Regions from separate parts of the Homo sapiens genome. Here region 1 is linked to region 2. Evidence: chromatin contacts called from ENCODE POLR2A ChIA-PET data. All regions are on one chromosome and are shown on one strand. Each heading gives the region's core, a stretch centred on a gene start or an enhancer-like site at or near the end of the contact. The rest is flanking DNA. Distances are from core to core; before and after follow the strand shown.

What was found. ChIA-PET counts read pairs that join two places held with the same protein, here RNA polymerase II (POLR2A).
Region 1: POLR2A ChIA-PET joins it to region 2 with 12 read pairs in PC-3. The contact joins the promoter of ZNF709 here to the promoter of LDLR in region 2. POLR2A ChIA-PET finds 5 or more read pairs at or near these places in 3 of 52 experiments (PC-3, T-cell and activated CD4-positive, alpha-beta T cell).

Annotation. Positions count from the first base shown.
Region 1 is chr19:12,482,859-12,488,186 of GRCh38, reverse strand. It overlaps ZNF709 (zinc finger protein 709), which reads left to right and starts at 3,371. Exons shown (of 4, transcript NM_152601.4): 1 at 3,371-3,532. The coding sequence starts at 3,530.
Region 2 is chr19:11,086,503-11,091,705 of GRCh38, reverse strand. LDLR (low density lipoprotein receptor) reads right to left here and starts at 2,243. Exons shown (of 18, transcript NM_000527.5): 1 at 2,091-2,243. The coding sequence starts at 2,157. LDLR-AS1 (LDLR antisense RNA 1) reads left to right here and starts at 2,047. Exons shown (of 1, transcript NR_163945.1): 1 at 2,047-2,638. RefSeq lists enhancers at 1-206, 903-1,082, 800-1,393, 1,394-1,989 and a silencer at 1,153-1,412.

The DNA of each region.
Region 1 (5,328 bases), core at 2,122-4,621, 1.4 Mb before region 2:
CATTCTGAAAAAGGCAAAGGTATAAAATTGTAAAAGAGAATAGTGGTTAAGAGTGGAGGAGTGGGCCGGGCGTGGTGGCTCACGCCTGTAATCCCAGCACTTTGGGAGGCCAAGGGGGGGCGGATCACAAGGTCAGGAGATCGAGACCATCCTGGCTAACACAGTGAAACCCCAGCTCTGCTAAAAATACAAAAAAAATTAGCCGGGTGTGGTGACAGGCGCCTGTAGTCCCAGCTACTCGGGAGGCTGAGGCAGGAGAATGGCGTGAACCTATGATCAGGAGTTCGAGACCAGCCTGGCCAACATGGTGAAACCCGGTCTCTACTAAAAATACAAAAATTAGCTGGAGTGGTGACGGACACCTGTAGTCCCCAGCTACTCAGGAGGCTGAGGCAGGAGAATCGCTTGAACTCAGGAGGTGGAGTTTGCAGTGAGCTGAGATTTCGCCACTGCAGTCCAGCCTGGGTGACAGGGTGAGAGTCTGTTTCAAAAAAGAAGTGAAAATCAATTGGGAAGAGATCTAGGAATTTAATCAAGATATAGTGTAGACTGTAGGCCTACTGTTTTTCAGGAGATAACTGGAGAATAAGATTTTTCGGGCCAGGCGTGGTGGCCCAGGCCTGTAATCCCAGCACTTTGGGAGGCCGAGGTGGGCGGATCACCTGAGGTCAGGAGTTCAAGTCCAGCCTGGCCAACATGGTGAAACCCTGTCTCTATAAAGAATACAAAAAAATTAGCTGGGCATGGTGGCAGGTGCCTGTAATCCCAGCTACTCGGGAAGCTGAGCCAGGAGAATCACTTGTACCTGGGAGGCAGAGGTTGCAGTGAGCCGAGACTGTGCCACTGCACTCCAGCCTAGGCAACAAGAGTGAAACTCCGTCTCAAAAAAAAAAAAAAAAAAAAAAAGATTTTTTGGGGGAGGGAGGGGGATCTGCAGGTGTCATATCAAAATAGAAATTATTTCTTTAAGCTGGGCATGCTAGTGCACACCTGTAGTCCCACTTACTTGGGAGGCTGAAGCAGTCCAGCCTGGGTAACATAACAAGATTACATCTTAAAAAAACAAAAACAGAAAACAGAAAAATGAACAGAGCCTGAGAAATATGCAGGACACTATTTAGTTGACCAATATGTGTGTAATAGAATTTCCCAAAGGAGAGGAGAAGAGTCTGGCAGCTCTTCAAAGATTAAAGATAGAATTACCATGTAACCCATCGATTCCATTCCTAAGTGTATTCCCAAGACAAATGAAATCCTATGTCTACAGAAAAACTTGTACATGGATGTTTATAGCAACCTTATTAATAACAACTAAAAGGTGGATACAAACCAAATGCCTATTAATGGATGAATGGATAAACAAAATGGGCTATATTGGTACAATGAAATATTGTTTTACTGTAAACAACAAATGAAGTATTGATACAAACTTCAATGTAAATGTCCCTTGAAACAGTTATGCTAAGTGAATGAAGTTAATCTCACAAAGAACACATAGTATATGATTCCATTCCAAGTCTACAATGGGAAAGCTATATAGCAACTGAAAGTAAATTAATGGTTGCTTAGGACAGAGGCTTGGAGGAGGAAGATGGGAAGATAGGACAGTGACAGCCAAAGGCTACAGGGGTTTCCTTTTTTTTTCCTTCCTTCCTTCCTTCTTTCCTTCCTTCCCTCCTTCCCTCCTTCCCTCCTTCCCTCCTTCCCTCCTTCCCTCCTTCCTTCCTTCCCTCCCTCCCTTCCTTCCTTCCTTCCTTCTGACAGGGTCTCACTCTGTCACCCAGGCTGGAATGCAGGATCACAGTTGACTGTAGCCTTGACCTCCTGGGTTCAAACAATCCTCGGGCCTCAGCCTCCCCAGTAGCTGGGACTACAGGTGTGCACCACCATGCCCTGCTAATTTTTAAAAAATTTTCTTAGAGATGGGGGAGGGGGGGGCCTCACTATGTTGCCCAGGCTGATCTCAAACTCCTGGGCTCAAGCAGCCCTCCCACCTAAGTTTCCTAAAGTGCTGGAACTACAGGTGTGAGCCATCATGCCCTGCCCATTAGTAGGTTTGATCCAATATCTTAAGTATATTGAGTTTCCTAGTACATGCCAAATTTACATAATCTTTTGTGGTTTTTTAAATAATCTCAGTGAAAATGGAATTAATTGCCTTATCGATATCATAGCCATTTACATTTCAAAATTCTCTAGGGGCTGGGTGCAGTGGCTCATGCCTGTAATCCTAACACTTTGGGAGGCTGAGGCCAGCAGATCACTTGAGCCCAGGAGTTCAAGATCAGCCTGGGTGAGATAGTGAGATGCTGTTTCTACAAAATAAAAATAAAAAGAAAGAAAGAAATTAGTCAAGCATGGTGGCACGTGCCTGAGGTTCCAGCTACTCAGGTGGCTGAGGTGGGAGGATTGCTTGAGCCCAGAAGGTCGAGGCTGCAGGGGGCTCTGATTGCACCACTGCATTCCAGCCTGAGGGACAAAGAAGGGCCCTGTCTCAAAAACAAAAACCACAAACCAAACAAACATAAAGGATCCACAAAAGTTCTCTAGGGACATAGTCAAAAACTGGTCCGAAATAAATATCCTTCCAGTGTTCAGTTTTACTGAACACATCTCATGGCTTTGGGTTTAACTGAATAATTCCTCACTGGGCACGGTGGTTCATGCCTGTAATCCCAACACTTTGGGAAGCCAAGGAGCATCACCTGAGCCCAGGAGTTCGAGACTAGCCTGTGCAACATAGTGAGACCACCCCACCACCGCCATCTCTACCGAAAAAAAAAAAAAAAGGAACTCCTTCTCTCAGACTAGGGCTGTGGGGTCCAAACTTCCCACTAGAGCAAAGTGTGGGGGGAGGGAAGGGATGGGTGACGGCCTAAACCCTGTCAGTTGTCAAAGATTAAAACGTAGTCACTCTTTGTTAGGTATGATGAGGTCACTCTGTCACTCTAAGTGTCTGTATTTGTAAACAAGAGTCAGAAATCCATGAATGGCCTCGCAGCCTTATGCTAAGTCTGGGAGCGTCTGACCCTTCCGTTCTAGTCTGGCATGGCCCGGGCGTCCTTTTTCGCTGTGGACAAAGAGCCTTTTTCTGGAAACTGAGCCTGGAATTTCCTGCGCTGTGCACGCTTGTGTCTCCGCGCTCAGAAGGAGCTGCAGGAAGACACCAGTGCCCGACCCCGGGTACGTTAACAAATTCTGCTTAGACGCAAATATCCGTGGCAGGGGAACAGATTCCTGACCCCGGACGAATGCAGGTTGCTTAGAGACGCGACTTCCCTACTAGCTGTCACTCAGGCAACGAAGGCGGGTCCAAGAGTGCAATGTCCAATCAGGGGCGCCGCCGGGAAGGCGGGCGGAGGGGCGCTGCGCAAACGGCGAGGGCGTGGCTACCAGCCGCTGCGCTCCGCTCTGGGGTCTCCTCACCCCAGAAGGCCCTCAGGTGGAGGAAGGGCCTCAGGTGGAGGTAGGACCTGTGCTGGCCGCGGGAGAGGTAAACAGAACACCAGGACATCCCAGAGTCTGGGAAATGGTAAGTGTGCGGGGCTGGGGGTCTTGAGATGGGAGAGAGGGGCGGGTTGAAACCGGCCGGATCTGGCTGTGGTGGGACCCAGGCCTCCCCGCCGTTGTCTCCCGGGTCTGTGGACCCGAGTCCTCCTGGCGCAGCTCGGCCCTCGGTCTCTTTGGCCGCAGGATGGGGCTGGGCCGGCAGCCGGGACCCCGGACGTCTTGTCAAGTCCCTGCGCGGCGACTGCGGCCCCAGTCCCGGAGCCCTCTCTGGGCAGCTCCGAGCCCGCAGCCTCGCGTCTCCCCAGATTGTGCTGGGGCACGGGAGGGTCATGGAGGGAATCCCGTCTCGGTCGTGGGGTTCGTGCGTGGGAGGAGCAGTGTTGTGTGGGGTCCTCAGTCCCTCTTTTCTTCCCAAGGGAGGACTCGTTTCTCAAGGTTTCCAAGTGTATGGGAAGCCAGATCTCAAACCCACGACCGTGTCCTCCAGCCTGGCTCTTCCCAGAGCTGGGATTAAATCCCTAAATTTCTAGATCTCTTTCAAATGCCAATGTCTTCTCTCCAGTTCACAACGTCGTTATTTCAACCAGACGCAGTATTTTAATTATCCTTTTTGTACAGAGGAATGGATGGTTCTTTTAAAAAGATTTAACGTATGCTTTGGGGTATTTATATGAGAGGAAAACAGAGGAGAAGGACTTGAAGCTACCTCGTGTAAAATGCTTGTGCCTCTCTTGCCAGTATCTCTCCTGGGACCTGACATCCTATGGGAACTCCTTTGGGTTGAGTCTCCTTTTTGGAAACTTTTCTGGGAGATCTGTCCTTTCCAGCGCAGCACTTCCCCTCCCTGGGCTTATCACCTTGAAAAGATTTACTCACTTAATTGATTCTCAAAAAATGTAAAATATACGTAATTAGGAGACCTACAGCCCAGCCAACATGGCGAAACCCCGTCTCTACTAAAAATATAAAAAATTAGCCGGGCGTGGTGGTGCACATCTGTAATCACGGCTACTCAGGAGGCTGAGGCAGGAGAATCACTTGAACCCGGGAGGCAGAGGTTGCAGTTGAGATGAGATTGCGCCACTGCACTACAGCCTCGGCGACAGAGTGAGACTCTGTCTCAAAAAAATAAAAAAATAAAATAAAATAAACCTTTAGAGTGGATGTAAAATATTTCCAAAGAGGCAAGAAAGAGATGGGTTTCAGAAAATAATAAAATATCAAGCTAGGAGCGTTGGCTCACGCCTGTAATCTCAGCACTTTGGGAGGCTGAGTCAGGAGGATCGCTTGAGCTCAGGAGTTCAAGACCAGCCTAGGTGACATAGAGAGACCTCATCTCTACTAGAAAAAAAAAAAAAAAAAAAAAAAATTAGCTGGGCGTAATGGCCTGCACTTGTAGTCCCAGCTACTTGGGAGGCCGAGGCGGGAGGATTGCTTGAGCCTGGGAAGTTGAGGCTGCTTTGAGCCTTGATCATGCCACTGCACTCCAGGCTGAGCAAGGTCTCACACCTTGTCTCAAAAACAGAAAATAATAATAATGAAATATCCCAGTATGATATTGCATTTATTAAAAATTTTTGTTTCTCTTTTTTTCTTCTGAGAATGTATAGCAAGTTCCTCAGGTCTGTTCTTTCCTTTTCGGTGATTTCAAATGGAATTCCATTCTGGGCTCAGGTTATCCACCTGCCTCAGCCTCCCCTTTGATTTCTTCAAACACAGGGTTTGTCTCATGTAAATATCAGTAGTGGTCCAGGTCACTTGACTGGAGAGCAAAGAGGACTCAGGTCAGTGACTCCAAGCTCTAAGACCAACCCTTGG
Region 2 (5,203 bases), core at 994-3,493:
TTCTCAGCCATCCCGGGAGAGAGAAACTAAAGTGATGAACAAACAAGGCCTTGCCTAAGACTTCCTTAACATTTTCTCTTAAGGAAGAGGTTGATTGGTGAGTGAGATACACATTAATCCAGTGCCTCTCTTTCTTTTGTAAAACTGAGTGGCAGAATGTTTGCAATCATCATCATCCCCGGTGGGGCGCGGTGGCTCACTCCTGTAATCCCAACACTTTGGGAGGCTGAGGTAGGAGGATCGCTTGAGGCCAGGAGTTCAAGACCAGCCTGAGCAACCAAGCGAGACCTCATCTCTACAAAAAGTTAAAAAATAAATAAGTAAATAAAAATAAAAGAACAATCATCCGTATTTCATTACACCCTCCCTCCCTCTCTGGCCTCCCAGAGGAAACTGGTGTGTTAGTTACAGCGTGAATTTCAAGGCAGTTCAAAGCTCTCCATCCAGTCAAAGCCAACCCCCTTGCCAATTAAAAAAAAAGTTTCCTGCAATCCTTGTGTTCATCAGGCAATCCCAATCCTTTTCTAGGCTAGGCTGGTTCTCAGGAGGGAAAGGGCCATGTAGCTGTTGTCTAGGGCGAGGCTGTCTCTCTGCAACTAATTTAAAGCCACCTAAAAAGCTCTAACTCAGGATCATGCACTAACCAGCCTCTTGTGGAAATCTAAAATCTAATCCATTTCACCCAGAGGAAAAATCGCCGCTTGGACAGCTGAACCGAAGCCATTCACAGCCTCTGAAGAAGCGAGGCCACCCCAGGGGGTCGGTCCCGGGGGATAGCTGCCCCACCGTGGCTGAAGATCTCGGCTGCAGACCAAGGAGGGGCGGGGAGATTCTGAGGCAACGTTTCAACCTCGTAAGGAACCGAGGCCTTGAGGGTGGCCGGGGGCCCCTCTGTGAACTTGATCGGGGCTGGTGGGGCGAGGGCGCCCCCCAGGACAAGGTGGGGACGGAGGTGTCGCCACAGAGCACAGCGGAAACCGGGGACTTCGCCAGGAGGGCCCAGGATAACGGAGGGCGACTCGTGTATGTCGCGGAGGCGGCTCCGGGGACCCGGGACTTGTCGTCGCCTTTGTGACAGGAACCGCGGAGGAACGCCAGGCCTCCCCTGCATCCGCCTCGCCCCGGACAAGGTGAGGCTCAGACTTCCGCGCCAGCCCCGCCCCGCTCGTACACAAGCCCCGTCCTCCCGACGCCCGCCTCCGCCTCCACCGCCTCACATTGGACAAGGGGAGTGGCTCGAGGGTGGCCTGTTGGACTACACCCAATGGAATTCGGGGGGCGGGCCAAAGGGGCGGGGGCAGGGGCGGGAGGGGGTGGCCCCCGTCCCGGAGCACGCGGCGGAATCCCGGGACTGCACCCAACTCAGGATGGCAGTGGCGCCCTGGGGTCGCGCAAAGCGGATCGGGACCCCTGAGCCCGCGGTGACCTCCAGGCTGGACATCCGGGTCTCCAGTCGCCCTCGCCCCCAGAAGGACTTAAGGCGGGGGTGGGAGTGATCCCTTGTTTTAGGACTGGAGGTCCCCACACCCAGCTCCGAGTTAGAAGAGAGGGTCCCGGCCGGGCGCGGTGGCTGACGCCTGTAATCCCAGCACTTTTGGGCAGATCACCTGAGGTCGGGGTTCGAGACCAGCCTGGCCAAAATGGTGAAAACCCGTCTCTACTAAAAATACAAAAATTAGGCGGGCGTGGTGGTTGGGCGCCTGTAATCCCAGCTATTCGGGAGGCTGAGAGAGGAGACTCGCTTAAACCCGGGAGGCGGAGGTTGCAGTGAGCTGAGATCGTGCCACTGCACTCCATCCTGGGCGACAGAGCTAGACTCCGTCTCAAAGAAGATGCGGTCCCTCACCCTGTGGAGACTTGGGGGACAGCGGTGCCCCGTTTCCCTTAAATCCCTCAGACTCCTCCCGACCCTCGCGCTCCCCTCAGCGCCCCCCTCCAGCGCCCCCTCCAGCCGTTTGGGAAGGACCCCGTGCCATTACCCCACAAGTCTCCCAGGGATGGAGTGATTATTTGTACCCAAAAAAATAAATTCCCAAGGGCCCCCCGGGGGCTCCCTCTCAACCTATTCTGGCGCCTGGAGCAAGCCTTACCTGCAGTCCCCGCCGCGGCGAGGAGCAAGGCGACGGTCCAGCGCAATTTCCAGCCCCAGGGCCCCATGCTCGCAGCCTCTGCCAGGCAGTGTCCCGACCCGGATCACGACCTGCTGTGTCCTAGCTGGAAACCCTGGCTTCCCGCGATTGCACTCGGGGCCCACGTCATTTACAGCATTTCAATGTGAGGTTTCTAGCAGGGGGAGGAGTTTGCAGTGGGGTGATTTTCAAATGTCTTCACCTCACTGCAAGAGGAGGAGTTTCGAACGGCCGATGTGACATCGGCTTTTTAACCCGTGAAGCTCTGATTCCCACTCCAGTCCTTCGAAAGTGTCGCCAGGGCAGGCGACTTGATTTGTTGTATTTGGGTCTCCGGTGAAGAGCTGACGCCCCCTCAAAATTGGAAACGCATCTTCTGAAAGATCCTCCTGAAATTTCTCGATGTTTAACTGTTAACATTTTGCTGTTGTTGTCCACAGAAGGATAACAACAGCCTTTCAAGATCCTCCAATAGCCTAATGCCATTGTCCTCTCTGCCTCAAAAGGAAAACACTAAAAATGTTGGGAACTTCCGCCACTTTCTATATTTGCCTTTTCCTTTCTAGGAATTGTGTATAGATTTTTAGCTTCCTTTCGTTGTATATTGTTTTTACATTGTTATTCCAAATCACCTAATAGACACTGATCAATCAGGAATTTAAATAAAATCTTCACAAAAGTACAGCCAAAAAAATATTTTTTGTTTTGTGGGATCCCGCCTTTGGCTGAGTATAAACATCTGAAAAATCAATTGTACGGATACCTGGAGTCTGGACGTAAATATTGATTTCTCCCCTTAGGAGAAGGAGTTGAACAAACAGAAGGGCGGTTTCCTCTCCCTCAAAGCAAAATCAAAACAAAACAGGGCTTTCACAGTTGAACTTGAACCCCTAAGCCACAGAGAGCTGGTGGAGACCAACTTTTAGAATTGAGTCTCTTTGGGGACTCATGGGGTTGCCAGAGGCCTCTTGCCAAAAAGGCACATGTGAGAAACTTGCCTGAACCCCACACAGGGCTGGGCAGTCTTGGCGGTTCCCCCAGGAATAAGCTGGATTTCTCTGGGATTTTGCAAACTGACTTTGGCAGGCAGTGCTAACCTCTCAGCAGGATTTTAGGGAAACCTAGGAGACCAGGCAGAAAAGGGACAAATTGAACTCTCAGAAGGACAAAAAAAAAGATTAATCAGGGAAAATAATTTTTTAATTATTTTTATTATAATTTTTTAAATAATTATTTATTATTTATTTATCATTATTTCCAGCTGTCACTCAGGCTGGACTGCAGTGGCGTGATCACAGCTCTCTGCAGCGTCAACCCTGGGCTCAAGGAATCCTCCCACCTCAGCCTCCTGAATAGCTAGGACCACAGGAGTGCACCACCATGCCCAACTAATTTTTAATTTTTTTTTATAGATGGGGTCTCACTATGTTGCCCAGGCTGGTCCCAAACTCCTAGCTTCACTCAATCCTCTTCCTCTTGCATCATGATGCCTCTCAAATTGCTGGCTTTACAGGCATGAGCCACTGTGCCCAACCCAGAAGAAGAAATTGATGATAAGAATTTTTGGCAGTTAAGACTCAGTTTCAGAATTCGGCCTTGGACAGATAAATTAGCTTTCCCAACCTGTAAAGGGGCCATCAAAATGCTTGAACCTACTTGGCAGGCTCAGTGTCAAGGTCAAATTGAAATAATTAGCGGGCTGGGCATGGTGGCTCACGCCTGTAATCCCAGCACTTTGGGAGGCTGAGGCAGGTGGATCACGAGGTCAGGAGATCAAGACCATCCTGGATAACACAGTGAAACCCCACCTCTACTAAAAAAAAATACAAAAAATTAGCCGGGCGTGGTGGCGGGTGCCTGTAGTCCCAGCTACTCGGGAGGCTGAGGCAGGAGAATGGCGTGAACCCGGGAGGTGGAGTTTGCAGTGAGACGAGATTGCGCCACTGTACTCCAGCCTGGGCGACAGAGTGAGACTCCGTCTCAAAAAAAAAAAAAAAAAAAGAAGTAATTAGCAATCACCTAGAGAAGTTTACAAGGATAGGCAAGTTCTAGGAGCTGCTGCAACGTTTATAAATGTGTCCCCATTGAATCCCATTCCTTATGCCATTTGCGACATTAAACAAAAAAGTGAAGTCTGGATGTGGTGGCTCATGCCTGTAATCCCAGCACTTTGGGAGGGTGAGGCGGGGGGATCACTTGAGCCTAGGAGTTCAGAACAAGCCAGGGCAACACAGTGGGACCCTGTCTCTACAAAAAATACAAAAATAAGCTGGACATGGTTGTGTGCGCCTGTAGTCCCAGCTACTCGGGAGGCTGAGGCGGGAGGATGGCTTGAGCCCAGGAGGTCAACGCTGCACTGAGCTGTGGTTGTACCACTGCACTCCAGCCTGGGCGACAGAGTGAGACTGTGTCTCAAAAATAAAGATAAGTTTAAAGATTCAACTTAAAGCAAAAAATAAGTAAATAAAAATTTAAAAAGTAAGTATCACTGGATTTTTTTTTCTTTTTTTTTTTGAGACAGAGTCTTGCTCTGTCACCCAGGCTGGAGTGCAGTGGTGTGATATCGGTTCACTGCAACATCCTGCTCCCAGGTTCAAGCGATTCTCATGCCTCAGCTTCCCGAGTAGCTGAGATTACAGGTGCATGCCACTACGCCCGGCTAATTTTCTTATTTTTAGTAGAGACGGGGTTTCGCCATGTTTGCCGGGCTGGTCTCGAACTCCTGACCTCAGGTGATTCACCTGCCTCAGCCTCCCAAAGTGGTGGAATTACAGGTGTGAGCCACTGTACTGGCCCAATATCACTGGGTTTGATTTCCCTTAAAAAAAAATTTAAGGCTGGGTGCGGTGGCTCACGCCTGTAATGCCAGCATTTTGGGAGGCCGAGACGGGTGGATCACGAGGTCAGGAGATCGAGACCATCCTGGCTAACAAGGTGAAACCCCATCTCTACTAAAAAAATACAAAAAAATTAGCCGGGCGTGGTGGTGGGCGCCTGTAGTCTCAGTTACTCATGAGGCAGAGGCAGGAGAATGGCATGAACCCAGGAGGCGGAGCTTGCAGTGAACCAAGATC